Regions from separate parts of the Homo sapiens genome. Here all the other regions are linked to region 2. The links are chromatin loops, found by intact Hi-C in ENCODE. Cell type or tissue: CD4-positive, alpha-beta T cell. All regions are shown on one strand. Links, peaks and the distances in the headings refer to the core of each region. The heading gives the core; the rest is flanking DNA.

Region 1 (5,251 bases), core at 1-5,000, 820 kb before region 2:
AGTCAAGTGAATTTATGATCGTGGCTGCCAAGCCACCATTTGCCGGGTCCATTACAATATCCCCCCTAAGCATTTCAAATCCATCAATAGATAACGAAGACATTGTAGAACCCTGTTATGACACCAGGTTGGTGGGCCTAGGTCAGCTGTTCCATGAGAGGCCCCAGCATGCTGTGTGCGGTGGGAGGTAGTACATGAGGTTGCAGGACAAGAGGCAGGTGTCACCCGTAAGTTGTGGGACCTTGGATAGGTTAGGTGGCCTCAGGTTTCAATCTGTATCTGAAGGCTGGGTGCACTGGCTCATGCCTGTAATCCCAACTTTGGGAGGCCAAGGTGGGAGGATTGCTTGAGGCCAGGAGTTTGAGAGCAGCCTGGACAACATAGAGAGACCTTGCCTCTACAAAAAATAAAGAAAAAAAATACATTTTAACTTCAATTAGAGGTCGGGCGTGGTGATCCACTAATCCCAACGCTTTGGGAGGCTGAGGTGGGCAGATCACCTGAGGTCAGGAGTTCGAGATCAGCATGGCTAACATGGAGAAACCCTGCCTCTACTAAAAATACAAAAATTAGCTGGATGTGGTGGTGTGTACCTGTAATTCCAGCTACTTGGGAGGCTAAGGCAGAAGAATTGCTTGAATCCAGGAGTCAGAGGTTGCAGTGAGCTGAGATCGCACCATTGCACTCCAGCCTGAGTAACAGAGCTGTCAAAAACTAACTAACTAAATAAATAACTTCAATTAGAGACTATAAAAAAGAAAAAATAAAATGAAATAAAAATAGCTGGGATGGTGGTGCGCTCCTGTAGTCCTAGGTACAGGAGGCTGACAGGGGAGGATCACCTGAACCCAGGAGCTTGAGGCTGCAGTGAGCTAGAATTGCACTCCTGCACTCCAATCTGGCTACAGACCAAGACCCCAGGTCTAAAATAAAAATAAAAGTTTGTACCTGGAAATGAGAAAACTGGATTAGATCATCTCAAATATCTAAACATCTAAGGTGGCTAAACATAGTATTGGGTGGCCGAGGGTAATGCAATTTCTGTTTCTGATTTGGACAAAGAAGCCTACAGTAAGAATGAATTTAGGGGGAAATTTTCAAAAAAAAAATCTCTTTGGAAAAGTAAATGCAGTTCTCTTTGAGAAAAGGCACCTAGTTTGAGTATCCGCTGGAAATGCGAGTGGGTCAAGGAATGAGTGACTTTCAGCTAAAGAGAGTTATCAAGAAGCCAGGCGTGGTGGCTCATGCCTGTAATCCCAGCACTTTGGGAGGCTAAAACAGACAGACCACTTGAGATCAGGAGTTTGAGACCAGCCTGGCCAACATGGTGAAACCCCATCTCCACTAAAAATACAAAAAATTAGCCGGGCGTGGTGGCGGGTGCCTGTAATTCCAGCTACTCGGGAGGCTGAGGCACAAGAATCGCTTGAACTTCGGAGGTGGAGGTTGCAGTGAGCCAAGATCACACCACTGCACTCCAGCATGGGTGACAGAGCGAGATTCCATCTCGAAAAAAAAAGTCATCAAGACAAAACTCCACAGCTGTCTTGTTCAGGCTCAGGGAACAGGGAAGAGGGGACAGGGGTCTGAAGCTTCTGACCATGAAGTGCACTTATCTGCCTCTGAGATCATCCATTAAGCAGGCTGGGTTCTTAGTAGGGAAGGCCTGAGCCTGTTTGCCAGTCCTGCGGGGCATTAACAGGGGTCACACTTACCTAATGCTTATCATTTTCAAATGCCTTTCATTTATATTTCCTCTAGGATGAGGACGATACTTTACTTGTGCGTAAATATATTTCCTTCTTTTAATTTTGTTTGGAATGTCATATCTGTTAATGAATTTAAATTAGTGATGAATTAGTATTTCTGTTGATAGTTGATGGACAGTCAATTTTATAGGAGAACCTAATTGACCAACCTGGGTCATAGTTGTATATTTTCAGCTCCTGACTTTCTGGTGCCACCAGTTGGAGTTACTAGTGCCCTCCTGGGAGGAAAGAGTTAACAAGCAGATCTGGTAGCCTACTCCTTGCATATATCAGGGTACCATGATTGACCATTGGCCAACTCTGGGAATGTGGCCCTTGGAATGTTCTTTGTGATAGTTAGTGATTGGTGATTTTCTCATACACACCAGGAGCAATGGACTGTGCCAGATCAGATGGTGAAATTTCTTCACACAAACATCAGAAATGAGTGGCCGGGCGTGGCGATTCACACCTGTGATCCCAGCACTTTGGGAGGCAGAGGCTGAGGCTGGAGGATCACTTGAGGTCAGGGATAGAGACCAGCATGGCCAACATGGTGAAACCCCATCTCTACTAAGAAAAATACAAAAATTAGCCTGGTGTGTCATGCGCCTGTAATCTCAGCTACTCGGGAGGCTGAGGCAGGAGAAGCACTTGAACCCAGGAGGCAGAGGTTGCAGTGAGCCGAGATCACGCCACTGCACTTTAGCCTGGGTGACGGAGTAAGACTCTGTCTCAAAAAAAAAAAAAAAAAAAATCAAGATTGAGGATGGGCACCTAGATTCTGTGTTGGGTTCTCAATTTTGGTTGCCATGGCTGGTTGCTAAGAGAATATGCGTATGTGACCATCCTCTCCCAGTAAACCTTGCACCCTGATACTCCAGTGGGTTTCCCTGGATAGAGATATTCCACACACGTTCCTGTAGTGTAGTTTTGCTGCCAGAAAAAGAAAGCACTCCTGTGGTCTCGGACAGGGAAGGACATCCGAAGCCTGTGTGAGACCTCTCTGGACTCCTCCATTGCATGTCTATTTCCTGCTTGCTTTTATTCTGTATCATTGGCTGTAATAAATCTGAGCCATGAGTATAATTTCCTATTGAGTCTTGGAGCTCTCTAGCAAGTTACTAAATTTAGGGAAGTGGTGTGCCTCAGCATATCCCCCTAAATCTCTGTCTTAGCTGTAGAGAGAACAGTAATACTTTTCCTGGTTTCTCCTACAACCCTAACTTGACAAAAATTAAGTCCCTACTCCAGTTTTGAGACCACTAATTTCTCTAAACCTGTTCTTTAAAAAAATTTCTTTAAGGCAACATTTTTAGCTCTGAGATTTAAGTTAAGTGGAGCTGCTGATACAGCTCCAATGAGTGAAGGAACACCAGGTTCTTCCTCTCAAGTTGAATTAGAAAAAACGGCAGGGACACACGTGGAGTAGTTTTAATGACTGGAGAGTTTAATAGGCAAGAAGGAAGGGAGAAGACAGAAGGAAGACCCTCCCCCATACAGAGACAGAGGGAGGGGGGCCTCTAAAGCCAAAAGAGGAAACCCCACCTGCCACGGATACCAGCCAGGTATATATACAGAGGCTGGAGGAGGTGGTGTCTGATTTACATAGGGCTCAGGGGATTGGTTTGGCCAGGCATGTCATTCACGTAGCCCGTGAAAAAGCTGGCTCTCCCACCCTAGCTTTTTAATATGCAAATACAGGGTGCCATGATGTTCTACACATGTGGGGATATGCGGGGGCGGCCATATTGCCAGGAACATGTGGGGCAAGGGCAAGAAGGCTGCAGGAATGGCCATGTTTGGGTGGACCCAGTTTCTAATGGCCATCATTTGCTTATCAAAGGTTGCCAGCCTGGCTCTAAGAGCTGGGGCTTTACAAGAAACTTTTCCAGAGATGCTTTAAAAAACGAAAACTTCCAAAGGACCCCTTTTGTCTCTATCTGACTAAAATAATTTCTTTTCTTGTTTTTTTGTTATTTGGTTTTTATTTCATAATCATAAACTTAACTCTGCAATCCAGCTAGGCATGGGAGGGAACAAGGAAAACATGGAACTGCAGCAAGAGCACAAAGATTCTAGGATACTGCGAGCAAATGGGGTGGAAGGGTGTTCTCCTGAACTACAGAAGGAATGGTCTGGTGGTTAAGATAAAACACAAGTCAAACTTATTCGAGTTGTCCACAGTCAGCAATGGTGATCTTCTTGCTGGTCTTGCCATTCCTGGACCCAAAGCGCTCCATGGCCTCCATAATATTCATGCCTTCTTTCACTTTGCCAAAGACCACATGCTTGCCATCCAACCACTCAGTCTTGGCAGTGCAGATGAAAAACTGGGAACCATTTGTGTTGGGTCCAGCATTTGCCATGGACAAGATGCCAGGACCTGTATGCTTTAGGATGAAGTTCTCATCTTCAAATTTCTCCCCATAGATGGACTTGCCACCAGTGCCATTATGGCGTGTGAAGTCACGACCCTGATACATAAACCCTGGAATAATTCTGTGAAAGCAGGAACCCTTATAACTAAATCCTTTCTCTCCAGTGCTCAGAGCACGAAAATTTTCTGCTGTCTTTGGGAACTTGTCTGCAAACAGCTAAAAGGAGACGCGGCCCAAGGGCTCGCCGTCGATGGCAATGTCGAAGAACACGGTGGGGTTGACCATGCCTAATAATACAAGGTTTTCCTCGGCAGCAGCGTCTGTCTGGCTCCATCACCAAGGCTGGAGTGCAGTGGCACAATCTCGGCTCACTGCAACCTCCACCTCTCGGGTTCAAGCAATTCTGCTGTCTCAGCCTCCCGAATAGCTGTGACTAAAGATGCCTGCCACCATGCTCAGCTAATTTTGTATTTTTCAGTAGAGATGGGGTTTCACCTTGTTGGTCAGGCTGGTCTGGAACTCCTGACCTCCAGTGATCCACCTGCCTCGGCCTCCCAAAGAGCAGGGATTATAGGCTGTGAGCCACCGCACCCAGCCAATAATTTCTTAATAACTCCTACAACACTGCCAGATAAAAAGAACCAAATAAATGAAAATAAGAAATGACAAAATAGGCCAGGCATGGTGGCTCATGCCTGTAATCTCAGCACTTTGGGATGCCGAGGTGGGTGGATCACTGGAAGCCAGGAGTTGTAGACCAGCCTGGCCAACATGGTGAAACCCCGTCTCTACTTTAAAAAAAAAAAAAAAAATTAGCTGGGCGTGGTGGTGGGCACCTGTAATCCCAGCTACTCTGTAGACAGAGGGAGGAGAATCACTTGAACCCAGGAGGTGGAGGTTGCCGTGAGCCAAGATCTTGCCACTGCACTCCAGCCTGGGTGACAGAGCAAGACTCTGTCTAAAAAAAAAAAAAAAAAAAATAGGAAATGACAAAACAGACAAGGAAGGAAGAAAAGATGCAGCAAAGCCTCTTTGGAGGTCAAAGTTCCATCTGATAAGTCTCCATATTCCCATGCTGTTCACTTTTTGGACACTGGGTGTCTTTATCCAGAAAGCAGAAAA
Region 2 (5,493 bases), core at 198-5,197:
TAGTGAAGTGTGGGTCAGTGATCTAGGCCCTTTACTCGTCGGGGAAACTGAGGCTCAGATGAATGTCTTGCCCAAAGTCACACCTAAATTGCACAGCTTAGATGTAAATACATAATTGCAGGGGGAGGCACTGTGCTTATGTCGCTCCATGCTGCGTTTTAGGTTTTCTTTACAAGGGCCAAACACCATCTGCTTTCATGTAATAAACTTCCATTCCACTTTAAATATATAGAAAGCAGCAGAGGAAGTTCAAGGGAGGGCATGAGCAAGCATGTATGGGAGTCCTATTTGTGGAAACATCACTCCAAATCAGTTAGTTTTTTTCCTAGTGAAGTTGATCAAAAGAAAGCCCAAGTTATTCAGAATGCTGAGATTTAAGGAAATGTGTAAAAATATTTATTTCTATCTTTTTAATGTGATCTCATTAGCTTTAAATAGCTGGTCTTCCTTGCTTTTTTGGGAGAGGAAAACAACGTATCTTCAAAACAGTTACCTAAAAATAGTAGAAGCTTTACCAAGGGAGCCAGGCGTGATGGCTCATGGCTGTAATCCCAGCACTTTGGGAGGCAGACGTGGGCACATCACTTGAAGCCAAGAGTTCGAGATCAGCCTGGCCAACTTGGTGAAACCTCATCTCTACTAAAAATAGAAAAATAGGCCGGGCATGGTGGTGTGCACTTGTAATCCCAGCTACTCAGGAGGCTGAGGCGGGAGAATCGCTTGAACTCAGGAGGCTGAGGTTGCAGTGAGCTGAGATGGCGCCGCTGCACTCCAGCCTGGGCCACAGGGCGAGACTCTGTCTCAACAAACAAACAAAAAGAAACTTTACCAAGGGAGTTGTAAATAGAGGTTTGTTTTCAAATTTCATTTTCAAATGCAGCAATATTTATTTTGCTGTCGATATTGTTAGAAAGTGTGTAGGAGAAAACTGAATGTTGTTAGAATATTTAAAAATATGCAGCAGTCTCACAAGCTTCAGTAAGTTTTAAGTTCCTTTGGGTGGGTGTGATAGTTATGACATCAATTGAAGAATACTAACTGTAGAGTATGTTAGACAAAATACACACTCAATGGATGTTGATTAAAACCATTCTTACTCCACTGTTCGAAGCAATTCAATTGTTGTTGTTGTTTTTGTTTGTTTTTGAGATGGAGTCTTGCTCTGTCACCCAGGCTGGAGTGCAGTGGCGCAATCTCAGCTCAATGCAACCTCAGCCTCCGGGGTTCAAGCAATTCTCCTGCCTCAGCCTCCCAAGTAGCTGGAATTACAGGCACACACCACCACGCCGAGCTAATTTTTGTGTTTTTAGTAGAGAGACGATTTCACCATGTTGGCCAGGCTGGTCTTGAACTCCTGATCTCAGGTAATCCTCCTGCCTTGGCCTCCCAAAGTGCTGAGATTACAAGCGTGAGCACCATGCCCAGCTGAAATTCAATATTAGAGTCAGGTTTGAAGCCCACTGTCAGCATCATTGTACTGTTGATTTAAGTATAGTTCTATCCAGAAGAAGAATAAACTAGATGTCTCCGTAAAGTAACTTTTAGTCATGTTTCTCAGCCCTGTCTGGATTGCCAGGGCATTTCTAAAAGGGGCCAGGCACAGTGGCTCTTGCCTGTAATCCTAGCACCTTGGGAGGCCAAGGCAGGAGGATCACTTGAGGCCAGGAGTTGGAGACCATCCCGGGCAACATAGCGAGACCCCGTCTCTAAAATAAAGTAAAAATAGGGCCAGGCGCGGTGGCTCATGCCTGTAATCCCAGCACTTTGGGAGGCCGAGGTGGGCGGATCACCTGAGGTCAGGAGCTTAAGACCAGCCTGGCCAACGTGGTGAAACCCCATCTCTACTAAAAATACAAAAAATTAGCTGGCTGGGCATGTGACGGGCCCCTGTAATCCCAGCTGCTTAGGAGGCTGAGGCAGGAGAATCGCTTGAACTCAGGAGGCCAAGTTTGCAGTGAGCAGAGATTGCGCCATTGCACTCCAGACTGGGCAACAAGGGCAACAAGAGAGAAACTCTGTCTCAAAAAATAAATAAAATAAAATAAAATAAAATAAAATAAAATAAAATAAAATAAAATAAAACAAAATAAAATAAAATAAATAAAATAAAATATAAAATAAAATAAAATAAAATATAAAATAAAATAAAATAAAAAATAAAAATAAAATATAAAATAAAATAAATAAAATAATAAAATAAAATAAAATATAAAATAAAATATAAAATAAAATAAAATAATAAAATAAAATAAGCCAGATGTGGGGTTGTGCGCCTGCAGTCCCAGCTACTGGGGAGTCTGAGCTGAGAGGATCGCTTGAGCCTGGGAGGTTGAGGCTGCAGTGAGCCATGAGCCATGGTCGTGCCACTGTACTCCAGCCTGGGCAACAGAATGAGAATCTGTCTCAAAAAATAATTTTAGAAAAGGGTGGCAAAGGCTGTATGGCCTTTGGGAACAGTCTCATTGCTATTCACCTTGATCATGTCTTCCACCTGCACAATTCCCACTGCCTTTCCCACCGGCACTCCCCTTAACCCTGACTGCAAAAAATTAATGAATGAATTAATTAAAAATTAATACATTATAATCAATATAGTCTCACTTTATAACACTATCATTACCACCTTCATTATCTGTTCCTGCCACTATTTTTCACCTGGACAAAACACAAAGACGTCAATCAAGCAACAAAAAACTCCAAAAAAACCACACAAAAAGCAAAAGTACCCGTACCCCAACTCAGTAGTCTGAAAACCCTTCCGGCATTTTTCAGTGGACTACAGAGCGATATTGGGCATACCAATTGGTGTTTCCTTTTCTAAGTTCAGAAGACAAATAGAAATGTATGAGCCACAGTGCTTAGTTTTTCCATATTGTGGCTCTCATTTTTCCAGCGGGATGCAGAGAAAGTAGTTCTTGTCTGTCACCTAGTGGACAAAAATGGATTTGCGCCTTGCCACTATGCTCTGGTAGCTAAACTTCAGAAACCGCATTGATTCAAATAAAGATTGTTGGATTCTATGAGATGATTCTACTTTCCGAGCTTCAGAGCTCCACAGGTTGAAAAAAAACAAGATGATATAATGCTGAAGACTTGTTGCAAAACAGAACAGGAGTTGATGCAAAATCAAGATGGGAAGAAAACCACACTTACAGAACCACGTAATAAATAGCTGTGCTTGGTGAGGGAATATTATTGTCATTCATATGAGTCAATTGCAATCAGAATACTATGTGGAGCAATGGCTTTAAATGGCCCCATCCTCCAATAAAGCAAAGCAAACAAGAACGTATTGCTGACTTTCAAATGAGCAGAAGTTCTTGTAATCCCCCTGCTAAAAAATTTAAATGAACTTTAACCCAACTCTTTCCCTTGTATCTAGTAAGTCATCTAGTCTTACCAGTTTTTTTCTTACTGCTACTAAGAGTGAGCAATAGATGCTTTTCCATATCAGTTTCCATCTTAGCTCTGACCAGACTACACACTGTCATTAGATTCATCTTCCTTAAACTTGTCACTATTTTTTGAAAATACCCTAGAACTCAATTTCCCTTTCTTTCCAAATACCTCCTCCATCTGATTTCACTGTTACTTTAATCCAGTGTCATCCTACCCTTACATTTTCATTTCCCTGGCCCATTGAAGAAGTGTTGCTCATTGCAGCCTTTGAGTCTTCAGATGGGGTCCTGTCCTTCCCTCCCTTTGCCAGATGAAGCCTTTTCATCCTGTAGGATCCAGCCCAGCTGTTGCCCCTCCATGTCACTCTCCCTTGTCTGAGTAATCCTATGAGGGTTATAGGTTATATTCTATAACTGTGTGCTTGTGCAAATACTTGTCAAATGGTTTACTATTGATACACAGGCTTCAGTCTCATCTTATCCAAAATCTATTGGGAAATATTCCAGGCCAGATACCATTTCTTATCCCTTTTCAAGCCCTCATCGGGGTCTACATGTTTGGGAGCACTGTGAGCTCAGTAAGATACTTGTCGATTGGTTTTCTTTATCAGCTCATAATTCTGCAAGGAAGATGGAGCTGGTATTGTAATTCCTGATTTACAAACGAGGACGCTGAAGCCCAGAGCATTTTCAAGACTTGTTCTTGGGAATGGCAGTGCCAGGACAGGAGCTCTGGGTATTTCCTCCTTGTCTAGTCCCCTTCCTGGTGCACCCCACGGTCATCATACTGATAGAGTGATGCACTAAGCCTGTATTTATTTTCAGATCGATTTCTAGATAACGAGCACAAGCTCATATTGTGAGGAGCAGCTAGACAACAGATGATAATCAGGGTGTGTGCTTATGCAGCCTGGGTGGCAATTTCAGTTCTTTCTGGGTGGCGATGCCACACTTTCAGCCCACACCCATTTGTCCTTTTTGAAAACCACAAACGAGTGCTTGGGCATGTATGACATTCTCCGGCACAGCCCTCTGCACTCATCCAAATACCTGAACTGGCTTGTTTACTCCTTTAAACCACAGTGGCTCCAACTGCTTCCTGCCCTCCTAGCCTGCTGGAAGGTCTCCTGTGGTTTTGGAGCTCACAGGCACATGAGGAATAATTAAAAACCACTGCCATGCGAAAGGGTGTTTTAACGAGTTGTCAGTGAATGACCGGAGTCGGGAAGAATTTCTAGGTAGTTCCTCCTCTGGCCACAGGATGGATTCATTTTCCATCTGGAATTGCACCATGAAGCCTCCTTGGATGCTTTTGTTCTTCCATGCCTGGCTTGGGCCCTGAGGCTTGGGTGTGCTGGGCAGGAGCACAGGGTAGTAAAATGAAAATATCATGTCTACACTCAGGGAGTTCAGAGGGATGGCCTTGATGAAATCAGTCCATTAAATACCTAGAAAATAGATGTTAACAAGATTGTTATGCAATGCTACTGATTTAGAATGATCGTGTGTATTAATCAAACAAAAGCAGTAGAGAGAGGCATAAATTGATTGTTTAAGGAAAATCTAAATGCATAGTTGTAACAAGTGACTTTTATTTTTTCTTTCTGCTTTGAGACAGGGTCTTGCTCTGTCGCCCAGGCTAGAGTACAGTGTCTCTATCACAGTTCACTGTAGCCTTTATCTCCTTGGCTCAGGTGATCCTCCTGCCTCAGCCTCCTGAGTAGCTGGGACTACAGGTGTGCACCACCACACCTGGTTGATTTTGTACTTTTTGTAGAGGTGGGAGTCTCACTTTGTTGTCCAGGCTTGTCTCAAACTCTTGGGCTCAAGCTAGCCTCCTGACTCGACCTCCCAAAGTGCTGGGATTATAAGCCAGCCAGAAATGACTTTTATAATTGCACCTAGAAGTGTCATGAAATGCAATATTAGTACTTCTATTTTATGATAATACTATTGACATATAAAGAAGATTGATTTTAAAATTTACAAGAAAAAAAAAACCCCATTAAAAAGTGGGCAAAGGACATGAACAGACACTCCTCAAAAGAAGACATACATACGGCAAAAACATATGAGAAAAAGCTCAACATCACTG
Region 3 (5,493 bases), core at 197-5,196, 150 kb after region 2:
AAGACCTCATTATGTGCTCACGCTGGCAAATTGGTAACGAAAAGACTTAAAAAGTTTCTGAGAGCAAAGCAGCTCCTTTCTTAGCCTGACTGGCCTACAGAGCAGGGCCCTTGGGAGCAGAGAACTAAATTCAATGCAAATTTCAAACAAGATTACCAGTGGCTTCTCATCCTCCTGGAAGTTTGAGAATGTGTAGACTGTACAAAGCCAACAGACAAAGATGGAAACACCGTAACTGAAGGGAGGAAAAAAGAAAATGGTTTAGGCTAGGCTAAGAAGGTTGGTATTATTTTTCTAAAGAGGCATAAGCTCCTTTGACAAGAATACAAAGGAAATGGATCTTACTTTCAGTTCAGCACTTTACTCAGCAAACTCGTGTAGTATCTTTCTTGTGCTGGAGAAATCAGAATGAAACTCTGTGTCTACTGAGAGAGATGGGTATGGGAGGCAGTTACTTGCTTCTTTGCTGTCACATCCAGTCCTTGGCCATTCTCTGAAATCTGCATTTCCCAGATAGCCTTAGCAACAGGCGTTGGTCTCTGTTTAAGGCCGTGGGGACACTGGCTTGAGATTGGAGGATGGGTATTGGGTAGATGGTGGGAGAATCATCCCCATCTCTCTTTGCTTCAGGTGGTGTTCCAGTGATCCTAGTTCCACTGGACCAGATCTAGCCAGGGAGCCTTGACTGCTGGGCTCTGGTAACAGCTTATGCTTTACCTTTGTTCTTTTAGCCCTGTGACTGCTAGCAGCTTCCTAGTGTAACTAAAATCTGAGATGCCCCCTTACGTCTTCTTTGGTTTATTCACTCTCTCAACATCTTTGTAACTGGCTTATTGCATTAAATTCCTCCTGTTGAACTACCTGGAAAGGGCTTTATTTTATTGACCATAGCCTGACAAATACAGAAAACAAATACATAATTTAATTATAATATGATGCTGCTATAAATAGCGCCTGTACAAGGCCCTCTGGAGACACAGATGGTGGCTGTCTCTCTCTCTCTCACTTGCGGGGACAAAGAAGAATCTCATTGAATGGAAAATTTGAGCTGCAGCTCCAAGAATGAGTAGAAAATCCCAAGGGAATGGGGAGGGAGTATTCCAGGCATTTTCCAGAAGTATGGCAACGTGACAAAATACGAAGTTTTAGAGGAATGGCAAATACTCACCAACCATTGAATAATGGGTCAAACACAAAACAAGCAGACTACTCAGAGCTTAGATATTCAGATTTCAGTTTTTATGCCTGTCGGCATCACTAATGCCACAGAAGCCTCAAATTCCCCTGGACTTGGAGAATGGAAGGGATCACCTGAAAATCGCTGGAAAACTTAGGACTCTGTCCTCCTTCTCTACCAATGCAAAGGGCTATTCGCCTTACTAGCAATCTCTGGGGAAACTTTAAACAATGTATTTGCAAATGATACTTATTTAAAATCTTTAAACTGCAAGACACTATTGTTGGAAATCAGATTGTCATCTTCTGAAAGATTCACTTCTTACTTGCCTCTCTTCTGCAAGAGTGAAGGGTCGGGAAGAGACTTCCGAAGTCACTGATGAACAAAATAAACCAGGGCTTGGAAAGGGCCCAGAGAACATCTGTTTAGTCTTTTTCTTTTGGTAGTGACAAAAATGGTGTCTAAGACTTAATCATCACCCCTTCCTAAAATACACACATATGGGAAGCAATGGTGGTCTTTCTGCTCTGGGGGTGGTTCACAGCTTTCAGTTTGGAGCTGAAGACTGCCACCACACACACCATTCTCATTAAAGCAGAATGACTTGCTTGCCTTCAAGGATGATATTTCCATTTCTATGCTTTAGTGCATCTTTCTGTAGTAGCAGAGAATGGTGTATTTTCAAATATGCTCCCTGTTCATGTATCACTTAATGCTCTCACAAGACCGTGATCAGCTGGCACAAATGGAAAGAGTTCAGTTACTTGCCCAGAAATCTCCAATAGACACTCATCAAGACCAGGGATCGCACCCAGGTCTCTATTTTTGGCAGGCACATTTTCTGCCACTCCATAGCCCTTTTTGGGATAGCCACTTTTGTTGCAAATTCATATCCTGTGAGAGCTCCAGGGCCAACACTCCATTAAAAACACAAGAGCTGTCAGGTTGGCCCTGTGACATTTCTCTCTCTCTCTCTCTCTCTCTCTCTCTCTGTCTCTCTCTCTCATCTACTTTTTGGAGACAATGTTTAAGGAGAGATGTTCAACCCAAGACAATGCCTCCAGGACTTTGCTTTCTCACCACCAACCACCTGACCCCAGAGAGAAATGCCCTTCTGACCCCTACTGGTTATGATGGGGCATACACCAAGTGCAGAGAATTCTTTCCAAGCTGATTTCAGAATATTCTCCAAAACACTCTCCAACAATGATTGGACAAGAAGGTTAAACATAGAGAACGTTGACTCAGTCCTGATTAAACAGGCTGAAAAGACAGAAACAAATAATCACCACGTATGTAGCAATAATGGAGCAACAAAGTAAATATGAAGGCAGAGGCTTGCTATCAATATTTAACTAGAGGATTAATATACAGAGAATGCACTTCCGAGAATACCAAGGTGACCAGGGGGGCAGAAATGACTCAATTATGATACACTGTCACAGTCAGGGAAGAAGAAAGTGTTGTCTGCATTGTTTAACTTAGTGTTATAAACGCACAACTGAGGCAATCACGGTGATTAACATGGAGATGATGATGAGTGATAACGCCAGACTCATTAGCATGAAGCATTTGTTGATAGAAACGGATAGGGAACAAGTTGTAAATTCTGGCCAAGAATTTCTCCCTAAGAGATTCCTGTACATCGCACATCGCAGTCTTGCATATCGAGACTGTTCTAAGGCTTTTTTTTTTTTTTTTGGTCCTTTATTTGCTCAATGAGACCAAATGTCTCAAGAATCACTTCTTTACATCTTGGGGTAAAGTTTCTAACCATAATGTGCCCTGATATTCATTTGTACAAACAAATATGTTTCTTAGTCTATTGCTATTCAACCATTTCTTAGAATGGGGACATTATCAAAGTATTGAATATGCAAATTTTTCCATGAGTAAGTAAATTTGGGGAATTCTGGATTAAAGTGTACTTTAGCATATCAAAATGGCTTTAGTGTGGTGAGATACACTGAGATTCTTCAAGAGGGATGTAGTTGTATATGGCACTTCCCATAAACATTAGTCTATACCATCGTCTCTATAGAAATATCTTAAATAACCAAGATTCCTTAGGAGGCTCTTGAGGAACGGCTTTTCTTTCCTGATTCTTTTCTTCAATCAGTCCAGTCCATTGCTGGGTTTCCTCTACACCATCTTGCCCACACTTCCTTTATGTATGGAGTGAGATGGTCACCAGCTGGTTTTCTGAAAATCTTCATACCAGAGGAGGTGAAAATGCTCTGTAGTATCATCCAGAGACCCTACCCTCGAGTGTGCTAGGAAGGACCATATACTCCTGAGTCTTCTCTGACAGCAATGATCCCCACCAATGTCTTGTTCTCTTTCCTATTAGAACAGCATGCAGACACATTGGCACCAAATACCTAAAAGTCATTGCTCCTCAACAGGAAATGACACATTTTCAGTCCCACTGGGATTGCATCATATTCCGATACTATTTCTTGAAGAGCTAATGCTATGTGAACCTCTAAGATTACGGGACCTTATATGTTCCCATCTCCATTTCCATGATTTAATATTGCAAGATTCCGGCATTTTCCTTCTTGTCCCCTCTGAAATCCTATTCTTCCCTCCACTCTGTGTCTCACTAACAACTCCTCCTGGAGCTGCACAGAAATAGAGACCATTAGTCTTTGAGACAAGGCTGAGTACAAAAAAGAGTTGAAACAAGTGACAGTGAATTTCAGGAGTCAGGTTTCTCTGCAAGGAGCCAGGTTTCATTTCTGCCTTGGCCATTATGTGTTTATTTGGGTGAACTTGGTCAGGTGGTTACCACCTTTGTTTTTTCTCTGTCAAAAAGGGATCATGGCACCCAAGCAGCATATTAAAATGAGCAAAAGCCACAAAAATGTAAGGCCACAAAATGGTGAAAAATGACTGCCACAGACATTCATAATTTTTTAAAATTTTATTTCAAGGTTACTGCATTGATTCTTTCTCTGATAGTGAAAAACCTGGTACGGGTCAATTTTTTTATAATAAACTTCAGGGGATGGTACATATTCAAGTGGAAATGAATGGACGGCATGGCTGCGAGTCAGTTAGTCAAGCTGTATATATTCAGATTGAAATGGGCAACTGTCTAATTGCACTTACGGAGAGAGGGGGCACCAAGGCACCTTTACCTCTTCCTTGCGTCTTGGTAAGTGTTTGCTTGACCTTGGCTTAGGAAGGAGCCTGCCCTGCCGTAGGACAGTAAGAATTAGCTCAAAACGATTCTTCCAAGGAAGAGCCACAGAGAAGAGATCAATGAAGAATATTAAAGATCTGTAATCTTGCTTTGCCTTAAATAAGCCTATGGGTTTGCCTTAGGACAAGACTAAAAAAAAAAAAAAAAGAAGCTGATCCCACTACTGGGTATCTACCCAGAGGAAAAGAAGTCATTAATGCCCATCAATCAATGAGTGGATACAGAAAATGTGGTAGATAGATAGATATAGATATATAAACAGATATACCATAGAATACTACTCAGCCGTAAAGAGGAATGAAATGATGGCATTTGCAGCAACTGGATGGGATTGGAGACTATTATTCTGAGTGAGGTAACTCAGGAATGGAAAACCAAGCATAGTATGTTCTCACTCGTAAGTGGGAGCTAAGCTATGAGGACGCAAAGGCATAAGAATGATACAATGGACTGGCCGGGCGCGGTGGCGTGATCACGCCTGTAATCCCAGCACTTTGGGAGGCCGAGGCGCGTGGATCACGAAGTCAGGAGATCGAGACCATCCTAGCTAACACGGTGAAACCCCGTCTCTACTAAAAATACAAAAAATTAGCCGGACGCGGTGGCGGGCGCCTGTAGTCCCAGCTACTCGGAAGGCTGAGGCAGGAGAATGGTGTGAACCCGGGAGGCGGAGCTTGCAGTGAGCCGAGATCGCGCCACTGCACTCCAGCCTGGGCGAAAGAGTGAGACTCCGCCTCAAAAAAAAAAAAAAAAGAATGATACAATGGACTTTGGGGACTCGGGGGGAGAGGGTGGGAGGGGAGTGAGGGGTAAAAGACTACACATTGGGTACAGTGTACACTGCTCAGGTGACGGGTGCACCAAAATGAGAAATCACCACTAAAGAACTTACGCATGTAACCAAACACCTGTTCCCCCCAAAACCAATAGAAATTAAAGAAACAAACAAGCAAATAAATGAATACATAAAAATACTCATTTAAAAAAAAGGTGAATTGCTGGGTACCAAAAAATGGGAGGAGTTTTTAGTTTGGGGCCTGGAATGTCAGAAAAAGAGAGAGTAAGAGTCCCTGGTATAGCTGGTTAGGGGAGGCAGAGAGCATGAACC
Region 4 (5,493 bases), core at 357-5,356, 750 kb before region 2:
AGGCGGTAGTGTTAATGACCTGGCAGCTTCTCCCTCATAGGCTTACCTTTGAAAAACCAGACCTGTGTGTGGTGAGACCCAGGGGCCTGGGAAGGTTCCTCCCCAGCTCACAGTCATGTCTGAGATTTCACCACCTGAGCTCCGCTTCTCCAAGGCTGGGAGCACCAGTCTGTGATCTGCAAGCTGTTCCAGCAAACACTGCAAAGAGCATTTGTTGATTTAGGTCTTTCTGCCCCAGGCATCTAGTTGAGAGGATAATCTTATTGGCAGGAGGTAAAGGCCAGGGGTCTGGGAAAAGAGAAGCGTGCAGTATTTGGGGCACAGGAGGGGGAAAGGACACCAATGAGAGGTGTCACCCACTTCTTGGGGTCTGAAGACCTCCACTGGCCAGCTGAGATGAAAGCACATATGGGGGGCTATCCTCCCTACCCCACTGCCCCAGTGACCCGTAGGGCCTGGATAAAGGTAACCAGAAGCTAACTGCCAGAGCTGTGGAAGACAGTGTGAACCAGTGTCTGTCCTGCCCCTTTACCCTGCAGAGGAGGAGGCTGAGTTCCTGCAAGGCCTTGGCAACCTCCAGGACTGCAGTGTGGCATGATGTGGGACCAGACTGTGGCTCTGGAGGGCAGTGCAGGGCTCTCTCCAATGCATCTCTCTGCCTTCAGGCACGAAACCAGAAAACAGGGTTTGGAGGAACTGAGTCCCAGGCTTGCATGTGATAATAAATTTTATATCTGCACCAGATGGCAGGCAGCTTATTAAAAGAATGGGCTTTAGTGTCAGCTAGACATGGGTTCAAATCTGGGCCACTTATTTGCTCAGGTGATGATTCTATTTTTGAGACAGGGTCTCACTCCCTTCACCCAGGCTTGGAGTGCAGTGGTAGAATCATGGCTCACTACAGCCTCAAATTCCCGGGCTCAGGTGATCCTCCAACCTCAGCCTTCTGGGTAGCTGAGATTACAGGTGTGTGCCACCACGCCTGGATAATTTTTGTATTTTTAGTAGAGACAGGGTTTCATCATGTTGGCCAGGCTGGTCTTGAACTCCTAGGCTCAAGTGATCCTCCCACCTGGGCCTCCCAAAGTGCTGGGATTACAGGCATGAGCCACCGCACCCACAGGTGATGATTCTGAGTTTCATTTCCCACATCAATAAAATGAGGATATGGGTACAGTTTTCTTTCTGAGAATTCAGTGAGCATATGAATGAGAATCCACAAGATCCCTCTGGGGATCTCTAATTAAACTGTAGATTCTGGATTAGTTCTTGGGGGTGTTGCTGAGAATCTGTATTTCTTTCTTTCTTTCTTTCTTTTTTTTTTGAGACGAAGTCTCACTCTTGTCACCCAGGCTCGAGTGCAATGGCGTAATCTCAGCTCATTGCAACTTCCGCCTCCCAGGTTCAAGCGATTCTCCTGCCACAGTCTCCCAAATAGCTGGGATTACAGGTGTCTGCCACCACGCCCAGCTAATTTTTGTATTTTTAGTAGAAATGGGGTTTCACCTTGTTGGTCAGGCTGGTCTGGAACTCCTGACCTCAGACAATCCATCTGCCTTGGCCTCCCAGACTGCTGGGATTACAGGCATGAGCCACTGCACCTGGCCGAGAATCTATATTCCTAACAAGTTCCCTTACCAAATGGGAAACTGAATTTTTTTTTAAAAATTGTAAGTTTTTATTCTCAAAAAATTTTGTCCTTGCAAAGAAGCTAGGAAAAAAGTAGTGCAAAGAATTTCCACAGAGCCTTCACCCAATTTCCCTAAAAGTTAATACTTGAGATATCATCACAGGTCAATGATCAAAACAAGGAAATTGGCAGTGTAGCAATGCTATTAACTAATTCAGACACTTTTCGAATTTCATCAATTTTCCCACTCTTGTCCTTTTTCCGGAAGAGGATCCGTGAAGGATCACACAGATTTAATAGTCCTGTCCCCTTGGACTCCTTTCATCTGGGTCAGATTATACACAAGAATTTCAGTGACAGGCAGCTATACCAACAATGATAAACCATTTGAATTTCTTTCTTTCTTCCTTCCTTCCTTCCTTTCTTTTTCTTTCTTTCTTTCTTTCTTTCTTTCTTTCTTTCTTCTTTCTTTTTCTTTCTTTTGAGACAGGGTCTTGCTCTGTTGCCCAGGCTGGAGTGCAGTCGTGTGATCATAGCTCACTGCAGCCTCCATCTCCTGGGCTCCAGTAATCCTCTCACCTTAGCCTCCCTAGTGGCTGGGACCACACATGTGTGGGGCTAATTTTTAATTTTTCGTAGAGATGGGGGTCTCTCTATGTTGCCGAGTCTCCCACTTCAATTTCTTACACTTGTTTGAATCCAAGTGGTTCTCAAAAACTGTTCATAAGATTCACCTAGAGAGCTTGTTTTGCATGTTCACTCCCAGAGACACGGATTCTGTAGGGTTTGCATGATGTTAGGGGATATGCTTTTTTTTTTTTTTTTTAGACAGCATCTCATTCTGTCACCCAGGCTAGAGTGCAGTGGTGCCATCTTGGCTCACTGCAACCTCCACCTCCTGGGCTCAAGCGATTCTCCTGCCTCAGCCTCCTGAGTAGCTGGGCCCACAGTTGCATGTCACCACACTTGGCTAATTTTTTATTTTTAGTAGAGACGGGGTTTCACCTTGTTGGCCAGGCTGGTCTCCTGACCTCAGGTGATCCGCCTGCCTCGGCCTCCCAAAGTGCTGGGATTACAGGTGTGAGCCACCGCGCCCAGGTTTTTTTTTTTTTTTCTTTTAGATGGAATCCCACTCTGTTGCCCAGCCTGGTGTGCAGTGGCATGGTCTCAGCTCACTGCAACGTCCTCCTCCCAGGTTCAAGCGATTCTCCCACCTCAGCCTTCCTAGCTGGGATTACAGGCCCAAGCCACCACGCCCAGCTAATTTTGTATTTTTAGTAGAAACGGGGTTTCACCATGTTGGCCAGGCTGGTCTCGAACTCCTGACCTCAAGTGATCCTCCCACCTCGGCCTCCCAAAATGCTGGGATTACAGGCGTGAGCCACCGCACCCGGCCAGGATATGCATTTTTATCAGCGTGTCAAGTGATTCCTATGCGGGTGGTCGGAGGACCAGACTTTGAGAAACAGTGTCCAAAAGTGGCTGGCACAGCCTCAGTAAGCATTTGCCATGTGATCCATCTCTCCTTACACAAGGAAAAACTGTATCTATTGCTTAAAAACACTTTAAAGCATTCCAATCACATGGTGACGTTTCTAGAGATAGTCTATGTGTAGCCCTGTTCCCAATCTCTATCCCTCTTGATAACACAAGTGGAGGCAAAATGGTACACTCTGTTTTTGCACTTTGTCACCTAACTGGGCCTTTCATTGTCCACGATTTCTGGGCAGCTATGCGGTTTCGCTCGTTCCCAAAGATTGCCACTAGGCGGCACCAGTGACTTCCCCCATCACTAATCAAGTGGCCAAATTAGCAGGCAATTACCAAATGTTTAGCGAGAATGTAGAATGTTTTATCGGCCAGTTTACCACCTATGGTCTCAGAGATCTGGCTCTTTTTGCTTTTGATTACATTAGAATGAATTTCAGAGCCACTAACTTTGGGCCATCTCTCTATCTACATTAGAATGAATTCCAGAGCCACTAACTTTGGCCCGTCTCTCTATCATTAATATTTAAAGAGGTGTGTTTGCATGGAGATGTGGGATGTGTAGGCTTGGACCAGGCCCAGGGACTTCTGCTGGAGGGGGGTTTGGTCCAAGCTGTCCTGGGCAGAAAGGACAGCTATGAAAAATGCAGCAGACCTATAGAGGTCCAAACACAGAACTGTAGGCTTGACACTTCCCCCACCAGGTCTCTGTGATCCTTTTTACTTCCCTCTCCCCAAGCCTCTTGCTCCAAAAGAAGACAGTGAACAGTCCCAGTGTGGCGGTTCACACCTGTAATCCTAGCACTTGGGGAGGCCAGGGCAGGAGGATCGCCTGAGCCCAACAGTTCGAGACCAGTCCTGGCAACAAAAAATAAAAAAAATAAAAATCAGCCAGTCGTAATGGTGTGCACTTGTAGTCCCACCTATGCGGGAGGCTAGGGTGGGAGGATCACTCGAGCCTGGGAGTTCAAGGCTGCAGTGAGCTGTGGTTGTGTCGTGCCACTGCACTGCACTCCTGACTGGGTGACAGAGTGAGACCCATTCTTTCTCTCAAAAAAAAAAAAAAAAAAAAAAGACAGTGAACAGAAATAATACTCTTTTTTTTCTTTTTTTGAGACGGAGTTTCGCTCTTGTTGCCCAGGCTGGAGTGCAATGACACAATCTCAGCTCACCACAACCTCTGCCTCCCAGGTTCAAGCAGTTCTCCTGCCTCAGCCTCCCACGTAGCTGGGATTACAGGCATGCATGCACCACCACGCCCAGCTAATTTTGTACTTTTAGTAGAGACGGGGTTTCTCAGTGTTGGTCAGGCTGGTCTCAAACTCCCGACCTCAGGTGATCCACCCACCTCGGCCTCCCAAAATGCTGGCATTACAGGCGTGAGCCACCGCATCTAGCCAGAAATTTTTAACTGTGGTAAAATATATATGGCATAAAAGTTACATCTTTTTATATATATATATATTTATATATTTATTTATTTAGAGACACGATCTCGCTCTGTCACCAAGGCTGGAATACAGTGGTACCTTGAACTCTGGGACTCAAGTGATCCTCCTGCCCCAGCCTCCCGAGTAGCTGGGACTACAAGGCACACTACACCCAGCTAATTTTTTTATTTTTTGTACAGACAGGGTCTTGCTTTCTTGCAAGAGTCTGGTCTCAAACTCTTCAAGCAATCCTCCTGCCTCAGCCTCCCAAAGCACTCAATTACAGGCCCCAGCCACCGCATCCAGCCTTTCTTTATTTTTAACTGTGCAGTTCAGTAGTCCTAAGTATCTTCACATTGTTGTGCGACCAATGTCCGGAGTTCTTTTCATCTTGTAAAACTCCAGGCTGGAGTGCAGTGACTCGGCTCACCGCGCAACCTCTGCCTCCTGGGTTCAAGCAATTCTCCCACCTCAGTCTCCCAAGTATCTGGGAATACAAGCGCCCGCTACCGTGCCTGGCTAATTTTTTGTATTATTAGTAGAGACGGGGTTCCACCATATTGGTCAGGCTGGTCTCGAACTCCCAACCTCAGGTGATCTGCCCACTTTGGTCTCCCAAAGTGCTGGGATTACAGGTGTGAGCCACCGCGCCTGGCCTCCTCTTGTAAAACTGAATCACTATACCTATTAAATAACAATTTCCTATTTCCTCCTCCCTTGGTCCCTGGCGACCATCTTTCTGCTTTTTATTTGTATGAGTTTGAGTACTTTAGATACCTCAATATGTGGAATCATACCACATTTGTCTTTTTGTGACTTTTATTTCACTTAGCATAATGTCCTCAAGGTTCATCCATGTTGTAGCATGTGACAGGATTTCCCTGTTTTTTTGTTTTTTGTTTTCTGTTTTTTTTTTTTTTTTTTTTTTTGAGACGAAGTCTCGAA

The links. A loop is a pair of places that touch in the nucleus more often than their neighbours do. Peaks named below come from ENCODE experiments on the same cell type or tissue, not always from the same donor. Only the 100,000 strongest peaks of a DNase experiment are listed, where the experiment ranks them.
Region 1: a loop joins it to region 2, with 6 times the contacts of the local background. A loop is called at or near these places in 9 of 110 quality-filtered maps.
Region 3: a loop joins it to region 2, with 8 times the contacts of the local background. A loop is called at or near these places in 28 of 110 quality-filtered maps.
Region 4: a loop joins it to region 2, with 3 times the contacts of the local background. A loop is called at or near these places in 9 of 110 quality-filtered maps.

Annotation. Positions count from the first base shown.
Region 1 is chr10:32,184,404-32,189,654 of GRCh38, forward strand. It overlaps the pseudogene PPIAP31. Among named protein-coding and RNA genes, the nearest start is that of KIF5B, 130 kb to the left of the region's middle. In CD4-positive, alpha-beta T cell, for the core only: no CTCF peak of the experiment used is centred there; no DNase peak of the experiment used is centred there.
Region 2 is chr10:33,005,980-33,011,472 of GRCh38, forward strand. The region is part of intron 2 of ITGB1-DT (ITGB1 divergent transcript); the gene reads left to right. Among named protein-coding and RNA genes, the nearest start is that of ITGB1-DT, 26 kb to the left of the region's middle. In CD4-positive, alpha-beta T cell, for the core only: CTCF peaks have their summits at 2,930 (motif pointing left) and 3,131; DNase peaks (open chromatin) are centred at 2,942 and 4,352; H3K4me3 peaks cover 691 bases; H3K27ac peaks cover 2,641 bases.
Region 3 is chr10:33,153,712-33,159,204 of GRCh38, forward strand. No RefSeq gene overlaps it. Among named protein-coding and RNA genes, the nearest start is that of IATPR, 40 kb to the left of the region's middle. In CD4-positive, alpha-beta T cell, for the core only: a CTCF peak has its summit at 2,342 (motif pointing left); DNase peaks (open chromatin) are centred at 408 and 2,270; H3K4me3 peaks cover 530 bases; H3K27ac peaks cover 727 bases.
Region 4 is chr10:32,253,447-32,258,939 of GRCh38, forward strand. No RefSeq gene overlaps it. Among named protein-coding and RNA genes, the nearest start is that of EPC1, 91 kb to the right of the region's middle. RefSeq lists an enhancer at 62-562 and a silencer at 3,292-3,411. In CD4-positive, alpha-beta T cell, for the core only: CTCF peaks have their summits at 3,377 (motif pointing right) and 3,582; a DNase peak (open chromatin) is centred at 3,395.